2 separate regions of the Mus musculus genome follow, and region 2 is linked to region 1. A link is a loop called in an ENCODE intact Hi-C map of the cell type or tissue named here. Cell type or tissue: heart. All regions are shown on one strand. Each heading gives the region's core, and the rest is flanking DNA. Links, peaks and the distances in the headings are about the cores only.

The links. A loop is a pair of places that touch in the nucleus more often than their neighbours do. Peaks named below come from ENCODE experiments on the same cell type or tissue, not always from the same donor. Only the 100,000 strongest peaks of a DNase experiment are listed, where the experiment ranks them.
Region 2: a loop joins it to region 1, with 2.1 times the contacts of the local background. A loop is called at or near these places in 2 of 42 quality-filtered maps.

What each region holds. Positions count from the first base shown.
Region 1 is chr7:40,069,489-40,074,869 of GRCm38, forward strand. No RefSeq gene overlaps it. Among named protein-coding and RNA genes, the nearest start is that of Gm34052, 210 kb to the left of the region's middle. In heart, for the core only: a CTCF peak has its summit at 3,189 (motif pointing right); no DNase peak of the experiment used is centred there.
Region 2 is chr7:39,864,324-39,869,704 of GRCm38, forward strand. It overlaps Gm34052 (a long non-coding RNA gene), which reads left to right. Exons shown (of 4, transcript XR_391385.2): 2 at 201-297; 3 at 2,877-3,044; 4 at 4,881-5,381. Among named protein-coding and RNA genes, the nearest start is that of Gm34052, 3.5 kb to the left of the region's middle. In heart, for the core only: no CTCF peak of the experiment used is centred there; a DNase peak (open chromatin) is centred at 2,898.

The DNA.
Region 1 (5,381 bases), core at 140-5,139:
GTGGAAACTGCAAGTGAGGTTTCTGCTCCCATAAACTTGCCTATTCTATACATTTCACAACAGTGCAATATGTAGTCTTTTGGGTCTGGTTTCTTTCACTTAATGTAAAGTTTTAATGAATTGTAGCAATGCGAGCAATGATTCCTTTTTATGGTTGAAAAGTACTCCAGGGCCCAGGGAAATGTGTTTATTTTCTAAATGTTGTTACTGGACTCTTGGGGTCTCTCTGTAGTCATCAGATGATGCAAGGGAAATTGGGGTCACCTCTTGGGGTTCCTAGTGTCAATAATAAAAAAAGATCTAAGAATGGGTTGAGTATAATTTTATTAGAGTTAAAAAAAATCCGTCAGGGCAGATAATCTATGAACTTGAGCAGGTGCTTACAAGAGAGGAGAAGCGGGGAAAGACAAACCTGGAGGTCAAACATCAAACAATGACAAACAAGCAGGGGCATGACAAAGAAGGGAAGATTAGAAGAGCAAGTGAGTCTGAAATGTCAGAAAACCCCACAGTGTTAGGAAAGGCAGGCTCAGCAAAGAGAGAAAAAGGGAAGATAGAGAAGTTACACTTTTCTGAATAGTTTAGAGGAGTGGGTAGGTGTGCAGCTAGCACACCTGAGGTCTGGTAAGCTGCCCTAGGGGCAGAGAAGTATAATATCACATTCAAGAAATCATTATTCTGCTATATCAGAAGCATATGGCTTAAACTGAGCCATCCTTTCTTGGGTTAGTTCCCTTGGCCAGGAAATTGACCTAGCCTAACTGGAATGTTAGGTCTCCACCAGACCAGAGATTCTAATATTTTGATTAGACAGCATTTTTCTTCCTTAATGACCCTTTATTGATACGTGAAGAAAGAATAGGGAATTCCCTAAGTATCTGTTATTGATTTTCAGTTTATGTCTTTCAGGATCCAAGAGTACATGTCATATAATTCTATTATTTTACACTTCTTCGGATTCTTCTTCTATGGTGCATGCAGTATCTTCATGAGTACACTCCACTCAACTGGACTAAATGTAGTATATTGGTCTGGGAAGGGCTTCAGGAAGTATTGGTTAGGGGAAGGTGGCTGATGCACAGGTATCACAGAAGTCTCCCTGGGGACTCCAGAGGACAGCCACAGCAATAGATCCTGCATGTCTAAGTTGTTTTGGTGTTTTTCTTCATATGTTTTGAAACTCTCTGAGTTAGTGCATTGATTAGGTTTGAAATGCTTTCTTTGAAAGTCAAATATTTCGGCAGAATAGACTTTTGTTTGAAGTCTACGTTGTCACTCACAGCTACTTCAGTTGTGACATCAGAATGGTGATAGTTGTTGCCGTTGTTATTGTTGCTGTTTTAAACGCATCAGAGCGCTGAGGCATATGACTAACCTGAGCCACTCTTACAGAGTTACTGGACTCCTGGCAGAGCTCAGTTAGAGTTAGAGATGAGCTAGAGAAAGTCCAGTGTGGCTGGCATGTGGCTAGAGACTACAAACATGTGAATCTTTGCATCTTTCTGGCTCCTTACACTGTGAGACCAGAAAGCCCTGCTACTAGCCCAGTCATTCCAAAGCAAGAGCAGGGTTGAGACATATCCAAACCTCCACATCTATCCTGAGACTAGCAGGAGTATAACTGCTTCCTCCTTGCTCTGGGTCTGCATGTCCCAGTGCATCTAAGCCTTACACTCTCACTTTCACCACCCCTGAGATAGTCATGTAGCCTGGTGGCCAAATTAAAGGTTAAACGTCCTCTCTCCCTACAAAGATATGTCCAAAAAGCACCTGGAATTCCTTTTCATGCAAATGAAGCATTACCAGCCAATAATGTGCACTCACCCCTAAAACCTCTATCTATTCCCCAAGGTTTATATACGCCTTCTTACCCCCAGTAAAGGGGGGCTGTTTCATTGAAAATTATCTCCAGAGAAGGCTATTCCTCCTGCATTCACAACCTCTGAGATCCTATGAACCCACTCACCCAGATAAGCTTCCTTTCTTAAGTACACCAGTTATGTAACAGTGCATGGATAGCCCAAGGGCAGAAGCAGACCTGGGCTGCACTCTACTAAAGCCAGGACTGCCTCCAGAAGAGTCTTACACTTGAGCTCACTGGTGGAGTCATCCTAAAAAAAAGTGTCTGTCTTAGTTACTGTTCTCTTGCCACAACAAAACACCATGACTAAGGCAATCGATGGAAGACACATTTAACTGAGGGATGACAATTTCAGAGGGTTTTTCCATAATCATCATGGTGGGAACAGCCAGGCTGAGAGCTTAATTCTGATGCAACAGTAGAAGAGAGAGAGACAGAGAGAGAGAGACAGAGAGAGACAGAGAGAGAGACAGAGAGAGACAGAGAGAGAGAGAGAGACAGAGACAGAGACAGAGACAGAGACAGAGACAGAGACAGAGAGCCTGGTACTGGCTTTTAAAGCCTCAAGCCCACCCACAGTAACACATCTCTTTCTACAAGGCCATGCCTTCTAATTCTTCCCAAACAGTTCCATTAACTGGGAACAAAGTATTCAATCTCATGAGCCTACGGTGGCTACTCTCATGTAAACCATTAGAACTACCACAGTCTCTGAAATTCGCAGATCTCTTGTGCTTCCTCCTACTTAGAAGGTAGGGTTTTGAACCCAGTATATGTTCCCATAATCCCTGCTTCTCCTCATAAACAGGTTGATTTGTCCTGTTTTTTTTTTTAACTCAATCCTCTCAGGTGAGAGTTTTTAATCACTTCCCCCTACTCCTCCTACCCCCACACAACACACACACACACACACACACACACACACACACACACACACACACACACACACACACAAACACACAACACACTCTAGAGTAAGGGTTTACTCTACAGAAGAACAGGCAGAGAACCGCAGCAGTATTCAGTGCACTTCTGACGGATGCTGCTCCTTGTCCATTGGTCTGCATTGCAATGTAAATTTCCAAGCTCAGACTTTTGTTTTGTGTTGGTTTTGGTGAACACACTTTGGGGTTTATGACCTGGGGAAGGAGCTTGCAGGGCAGGTGATCTACTTAGCTTCTGTCCTCCCCCAACCCCTCCTCACTGCCCCCCCCCCAAGATGTTTCAATCACCACTCCAGCTCACACAGAACACCCAAATTTGTGAATGCCTGACTCAACCCAACAGGGTCCACTCCTGGGAACAAGTGTTCCTGTCTCCTCTGTCCTCCAGATGGCACCCTTGCCTCAGATACAGTGTCCAGTGTCTACTCTGAGTTCAGCAGTTGCAAAGGGTTAAACATAAGTCAGGAACTGACATATGTGTTCAGTGTTATTGTTGCTGTTATAAGGGAAAGGGTGCTTCCAACCTTCCGCTAGATTGATAGATGGCAGAGTATGACTATTACACCCCAACCCCCAACTCCCCACCCCGAATGGAAGCACCTCAGTGACTGTTCCAGGGCCCAGAAGGCCTGGAGGGTGGCATCTGGAGTAGTTTGAGAGCCATCTTCAAGCACTGAAGGCTTGGTCCACCTCCAGTTCTTACAGAGTTGTCCCCAGACAGATTGTACTTTGTGCAAGTGAGCCTCCTTTGCTCAAAGTGGTCTACAAGGTCCCACTGTGCCTGGTTGGCAGTAGAAGAGCTAAGGGATGGCTTCTCTGATACTCTGATTAAAAACAGACAGACAGGCAAACAGACAGACAGACAGCCATCTTCACACACCAACCTCTTGTTACAAGTTATGGATTTCAGAATATCTGCCCCTCACTCTGAGTGGTTCTTAGGTCATCATTCTTCCTTCTTACAGAAGTAGGGATATGATTTCTGTTCCCTTTTCCAATGTCAGTGAGTTTTCCTAGGGCTGTCAAGGAACTGGATGTCCTTTGCTTTTTCCCACATGCACAAATGCTTTGTTCCTAGGGGAAGAGAGGAGGCAGGCCACTCACCAGTCTGTACTGATGCTCCCTGTCAGTCTACTCCAGGTTTTATGAGAGCTTGCTCGAGCCCCTCTACCTCTTCCCTCACAGTTCCTAGTGTAATTCGTGACAGAAAAGCCAACAAGCATTTGCTCTTCCCTTTTCCCACATTTGTGACACATGGGAGCTTCTCCAGCCACCAGTGCACAGATACCCTCAGCTCAGCTATTCTGGTGGGTTTTACCCATGGCAGTTGGCTATTCTGCTTCCGCAAGCCCATGTCCATGTCTCCTTTCTTTCTCTAGGCACTTATCCCTTCTGAGATTCCAGGGATCTGGTGATGGCAGCTGACAGCTCTTAATAGTTCTGAGAGGAAAATGGAAGCTGTCACAGCACATTTTATAAAAGTATCTATTTCTGTAACCACTACCCACCAAGAAATGCAATTTTTCCAGCACCTTTCACTAGTTAATAATCCCACTGAGATAATCACGACGCCGGCCATCAGTAGTATGACCCTTTGTGCTAGCTACATTTTTGTCATTGTGACAAATCTACAAGAGAACTACTTTGAAGAAGCAAAGATTCGCTGGGGCTTAAAGCTTCCAAAGGTGCAGAGCCTGTGATTAGCTGCCCTACCTTGTTGGGGGCTTGACGTGAGGCAGAAATCAGGGTAGATAGAGTGTCTGATGGAAAAGGCAGTTTGCCTTATGGAAGTCAGCAGGTAGAAATGAAAGATAAAGGACCTGGGATTCACATTTCCTATGCATGCCCCTTACACCCACCCACCCACCAGCCGCTAAATCCCATGTCTAACCTTTCCAGCCCTCCCAATCACACTACCAGATTCGACTAGGGGAATTAACCACATCCCATCAGGGGAATTAATCTATCCCTGAGGCCAGAGCCCTCTGGATACAATCACTTCCCAGAAACCTAAGAGCTGCCAGTCCTGCTCCCAAATGTCCTGGGGGATGGGGGAGGGGACATTTCCTATTTAAACCATAACACCTGCTTTTGGATTTCAAATCAAAATCCACATACCTACCAAATTTTTGTTCTTTTGTTTCTTTTCTATCACATTCTGTGTCTTTGTACACACACACACACACACACACACACACACACACACACACACACACACACACACACGCGCGCGCGCGCGCGCGCGCGCGTGTGCTCTGTTGCCCTGAATATCTCATTATACAAAAACTGTTCAATTCACTGTCTACTTTCCAAAATGATGGAAATTTGAATGTGTGGGGTTTCTTTGCTTTCTTTTTTTTTTCCTGGTGTACACCTATTGCGAACAAAGCTGTTTTCTTGAAATTGTAGTAATGCAAAAAAAGGGATACAGACAGTAAAAACTGAAAATATAAATTGAGTGAATTAGTTTCCTGGTCTGACAGGATTTCAATATTTAAGCTGCAAAGCACCTCTACAAAATTAGCCTTGAGTGGTGTATTTTTGTACTGCAGCATTGGAAAAAAATGAGCATTGGC
Region 2 (5,381 bases), core at 101-5,100, 210 kb before region 1:
ACATGTCTGCCACTGGCTGGCTCCGAATGATAGGCACTTGATTGATCCACTTAAGCACTTTATAGACAGGTCACAGTGTTAACTTTCAGTTTCTATCTTATTACCTGGGATGTGGGGATATCTTAGCGGGATTGTAAACATTTCATTTGCCTTACTGATTCTTTGAGCGAATGATTGATTTTATAATCCCTTTCATACAGGCAAGGGTTAACAAGATCTTTGGAACTCTGCTTTTCCATGGCATGCAGAAGAATGACCCAAAAGACAGAGTGCCACTGTTCACTCATTTCAGATGGAGTAAGTCCAGTTGATTGCAAACAGATCTCCAATAAAATGCCTCGGGGTAACTGGAAGTGTGTATGGGTATTCTGAGGATCAGCAGTATCTACTTGAAACTGGTTGCTCAGCTCCTGGCACTCATTCAGAGCCAGACCATCCATGACACCCTCATCTTCTTCAGTCCAGTGGGTGGGTCTGCTGAGTCACAATCTGCCCTCTTAGACAAGGGCATCTGTGATGCAATCTCCTTGTGCGGCCACCTAGCTCCCAAGTTTTTCTACTACACATCGCACTTTACTTTGGGAAGTCATCTCTCAGTGCTTGAGGGCTGTTAAAGAAGGGGGCTGGGATCATGGGGTCAGGGTTCACTGCTCTTCCTAAGCCAGGAAGAGAGCCCAGAGAGTAAGCTTGCCAAAATGTTCTCCAGTGCCTAAAGTCCACTCCAGTTTATAGATATCTGATGCTGTAATTCAGAATTTGGCTTTGTGAGCTCTACCTTGTCCTTAGGATAGCTCCTCTCCACCCCATTTAAATTGGCGAATCATTTTTTATTCTCTATAACCTTTTAATCTCACCTGAATCATGGCCTCTCATTTTAATTGTTATGGGGACTTCTTTGTGCTGTAGCCATAAAGTAATTTGGCTGATTTTAAAGAAATTCTCTGGGATTTAGAATCTGAATATCCAAAGATGTCTTTCTTTTTTTTTTTTAATTTCAAGATATGGAGTCGGAACTTTATATATATATATATTAATATACATATATATTTTTATTAGGTATTTTCTTTATTTACATTTCAAATGCTATCCCAAAAGTCCCCCATACCCTCCCCCAACTCCCCTACCCACCCACTCCCCAAAGATGTCTTTTAATGTCTTTTAATTCCGGACCGTTGTTCAATCTCTCAGTGGTCTTTATAATAGTCACCATAGGGCAACTATAGACAGTCCAAAGACCTTCTGTCTTTATTTGCAGTTTCATCTTTACCTTATCTATCTATCTATCTATCTATCTATCTATCTATCTATCTATCTATTATTTCTTATAAGCTTATATACTTGAGGGAAGAAGTTTGTTCCTCAGCTGCCTGGAAGAGCGTCACTGGTCTGAGGCAACCATGCATATTCCTTTCTCCTTGCTAGTGGCAGGTTCAGGAAGGGCATGAAATATGCATTTGGACAATGAGACAAGAGAAGGGATAGTAGTTGGGGGCAGCAGGGACAGATGTCTCCAAAGCTTTATAATGAGAAGGGCATCCTGTCATGGGCAGTGACACAGAGGAGTCTAGAGGACATGATGGCAGGAACAGGGCTGACACAGAGGGCATGTGTTGCATGATCTCATTTATATGAAAAGACAAAAATGTCAGACTCAGAAGCAGAGGGTGGAATCATGCTTGAGGGGTCAGGGCTGGGGGAAAGTTTGGAGGTGTTAATCACAAGGGCTGAACTTTCAGGCATAAACTGAATAAGTATGGGTGACCAGATATAGAATACAGTGACTATTATAGTCTATAACAATGTTTGTAATGTGAGATTTGTCAAAAACAAAAGTAGAGGTCAGGTGTTCTCATTGCTCGCACAGGGCCCTGTGGTCACGCACATACATGTACACACATTTGCACCTTCACACTAAAAACTGAGGCAGTGAATATGCTAATTTGCTTGCTTTTAGTAATAACTTCACAGAAAATATATTCAACCAGACATCAGGTGCACATGGTGATGCATTCCTTTAAGCCAAACACTTGGGAGGCAGAAACAGGCATGTCTCTGTGAGTTCAAGTGCAGCTTGTTTTACAAGGTAAATTCCAGGCCAGCTAGGGCTGCATAGTGAGGCACTTTCTAACAACCACCACAACAACAAAACAACCACCACCACCACCTCCAATAAAAACAAGAACAAAAATTAACCGTGTTGCGTCTAGGTATGACAGTGCATGACTGTAGTCCTAATAAACAGAAGGCTAAGGCGGGAGAATCAAGGACAGCATGAACTGCATGGTAAGAGCTTGTCTCAAAAATCTAATCCAATAAAATCAAACCCACAAAACAACCCCTCCAGACCCAGCCCTTCTCAAATCCCATCAACAAATATCACGTGGTGTACCTTAAATCCAAATTATTTTGGCAATATTCTCCTTTCTGTGTCAGCCTTGCTTCCCTTGCGATCACATCACCGAGCTGCATCCATATTGCTCGCCACGGTGGGATGCCCTTCTCATTGCAAAGTCACAGCAGACACCTCTCTCTGTGCCCTCACTTGCTATTCCTCCTCCTATTTCACTGTCCAAATGCATATTTCATGCCCTTCCTGATCCTGCAAAGAGAAAAGGCTTCACATGATTGCTTCAGACCAGTGACTAAGAAAAAGACTCCATCCTCAAGTAAACAACTTACAGGAGAAAAAAAACAAAAACAAAAACAAAAACAACCCACAAAGCAGTCTTTAGACAAAACTACAAAGCAAGATGGGAAGATAGTCAGGTCCTCTGCACTATAAAAATAAGGGGAAAAAGTTAAAGGTACATGGAGGAAGTAGTTACTTATTAGTCTCTGTACAGTGGGATGTGACATGTCTGGGTTTGCATCAACAGCTATCTTGGACCCAAAGCTGGGGCAGAGGCCAAGAATTACAGAGCAGCAAAGCAGACACGGCCTGAGTCCTGGAAAAGGGTGCTTTGACTCAGAATGACACAATTCTGGAAATCCCCTATTTTATTCTGCTTGCAGCAGAAGATGGAGGCTCCTGTCCCTTGAGCAGGGTGAGTTATATTTTTTGATAATGTACAGTCCAACACACTCTAGGGAGAACACAGCCTTTGTTCATCATAATAAAGATTTGCATTGGATTTAGAAAGTAGTGGAAATAAACATGCATTGTTTTGCTTCCTTCTTTGTATGACTTTATGTGTTACTTTATTTGTGTATGTGAACATGTGCACACATGCCACAGCAAACATGTACAGGTCAGAGGATAATTTGTGGGAGTCAGCTTTCTTTCAACCATGTAGGACCCAGGGATTCAATGCTGGCCACCAGCCTTGGCAGCAAGTACTTTTCCCTGCTGAGCTATCTCAACAGCCCTTTGTTTCTGAGAATGGCTCGGTTCTATACTCGAGGCTGGCTACCAGACAAAATCCTTTTGTCTCAGCTTCCACATGCTGATATTACAATTGGATTCCACTTCACCCAGCTGAATACGAAATGTCTGAGAGAGTATTTAAGATTGGGGAGTAGTCAAAATGTGTGGTTTTTTTTTTTAAGTATTCAAATGGGATTGTACCTGCTTGAGTTCACAGAATAATTAACTATAACATAATCTGTTGATTGGGCGCTGGAGAGATGGTTCAGTGGTTGAAACATTTGGTGTTGTAGAAGATCCCAAAAGCCACACAGTGACTTACAACTGCCTGTAGCTTCAGTTCCAGGGGACTCAACGCCTTCATAAGTACGATGTATGAATGTGAAACACACACACACACACACACACACACACACACACACACACACACACACACACACACACACATACATATATACATACACACATAGCTTCATATATATATGTGATATGTATATATGAAAAACACTCATACACATGCAATAAGAATACATACATTTAAAAAACATTTTTCTTTGTAATGCTAAAACCTCTGTCTGTATTTTATTGATTAAAAGCTTGATCTAAACCAAGAAAAGAGGCCTCAAACTATTGTAAACAAAGATCACATTTTTGAAAAAGCTTAGAAATACACAAAATGACATCTTTGAAGGAGAGTGTTCATGGGCTCTCACTTCTCTGATTGTGGAGAGCTGGAGTGTTGTAGGATCAGAGTCAAATTACCTCATGATAGCTGTAGTTACCTTAGCAACTATGCGTTTGCATTCTCATGACTATTAGGTAAACCCCAAACAGATTCCTGGCTTCCTGAAATAAGAAGTCAAAGAACCTCATCAAATAGCATCTGATGCCTACAGCAGAGGCTTTCCTATTTAGTTTTAGCCTGCCTTCCTGATGTTTCTGCCAATGTATTCTTAAAATACTTCGTTTTATTACTTTATTGTATTCTGTTAATAGAAAATCTTACGAAATGAAATTCCACGTTAAAATGTGGCATTTCAGGCAACCTTAATTCCTGTTCCTTAGGCCATACTTACTAATATTTGACTCCAGAATAATAATAACAAATTAAATAATAAAAATTACTTATGCTATAATAAATTAAATTTAATTAATAACATCTGGCTCCCTGAGTTTTTGCCCTGGCAAGGACAACAGCTGCCATCTAGGTCACATCATGTCACTTTAAGGGAGGGTCATGTGATATAGGTATGTGGCATGGGGCTGATGTCATGACTTTAAAATCTAGTGTTGCTCTAAGTGAGGGCATTAGGCTTTGGAATTGGACAATAGTTGATGGGACAGGAAATCAAACTTAATTTGATTAGTTGGATTTGGACAACCCTCTATTTCTTTCATCTATAAAATGAAATAATAATAACAGCCATGAAAATACAGCGGGAAAGTAGAAAAAGCATCTGAAAGGTGACTTTACTCTGGCAAGCACTCAGTAAATATTAGTCATTTTTTTTTGCAGGGAACTCGGCTTCTTACAAAGAGGTGGCTGCCTGGGAAATCTCCACACTTACTGGGGGAACAGAGAAATCAACTGGCAGACCATCTCCCTTGCTCAGGCACCACGATCTTACTTTAAGGAGGCCAAAGCTCACTTGCGACTTCAGCAATGGATATTTCTTGTAATTTTAGAGAATGTAATGTATTTTTTGCTAAAGGTCTCTGAGGTTATAAATTTCTCCAGCATCCGAGAATACGTATCAGGGTTTTCTCTACTTACTTGGTCCCCTGTGGAAGTCTGCCTATTCCAGGTAGTGAGACAGATAGACCTGCACTTGTCAAGTTCTGATTATTCTGCTGCATAGTACAATACATGGATTATCAGATGAGAGACCCATGTGCAGGAGGTGCAAACGACAGCAGGACCACTGTCTGAACATTTGATGCACCAGTGGGCTTGCCCTAAGCATGCCACATATGCATCTTGGAGACACAGCCATGTAAAACTATGATGAACTCTACT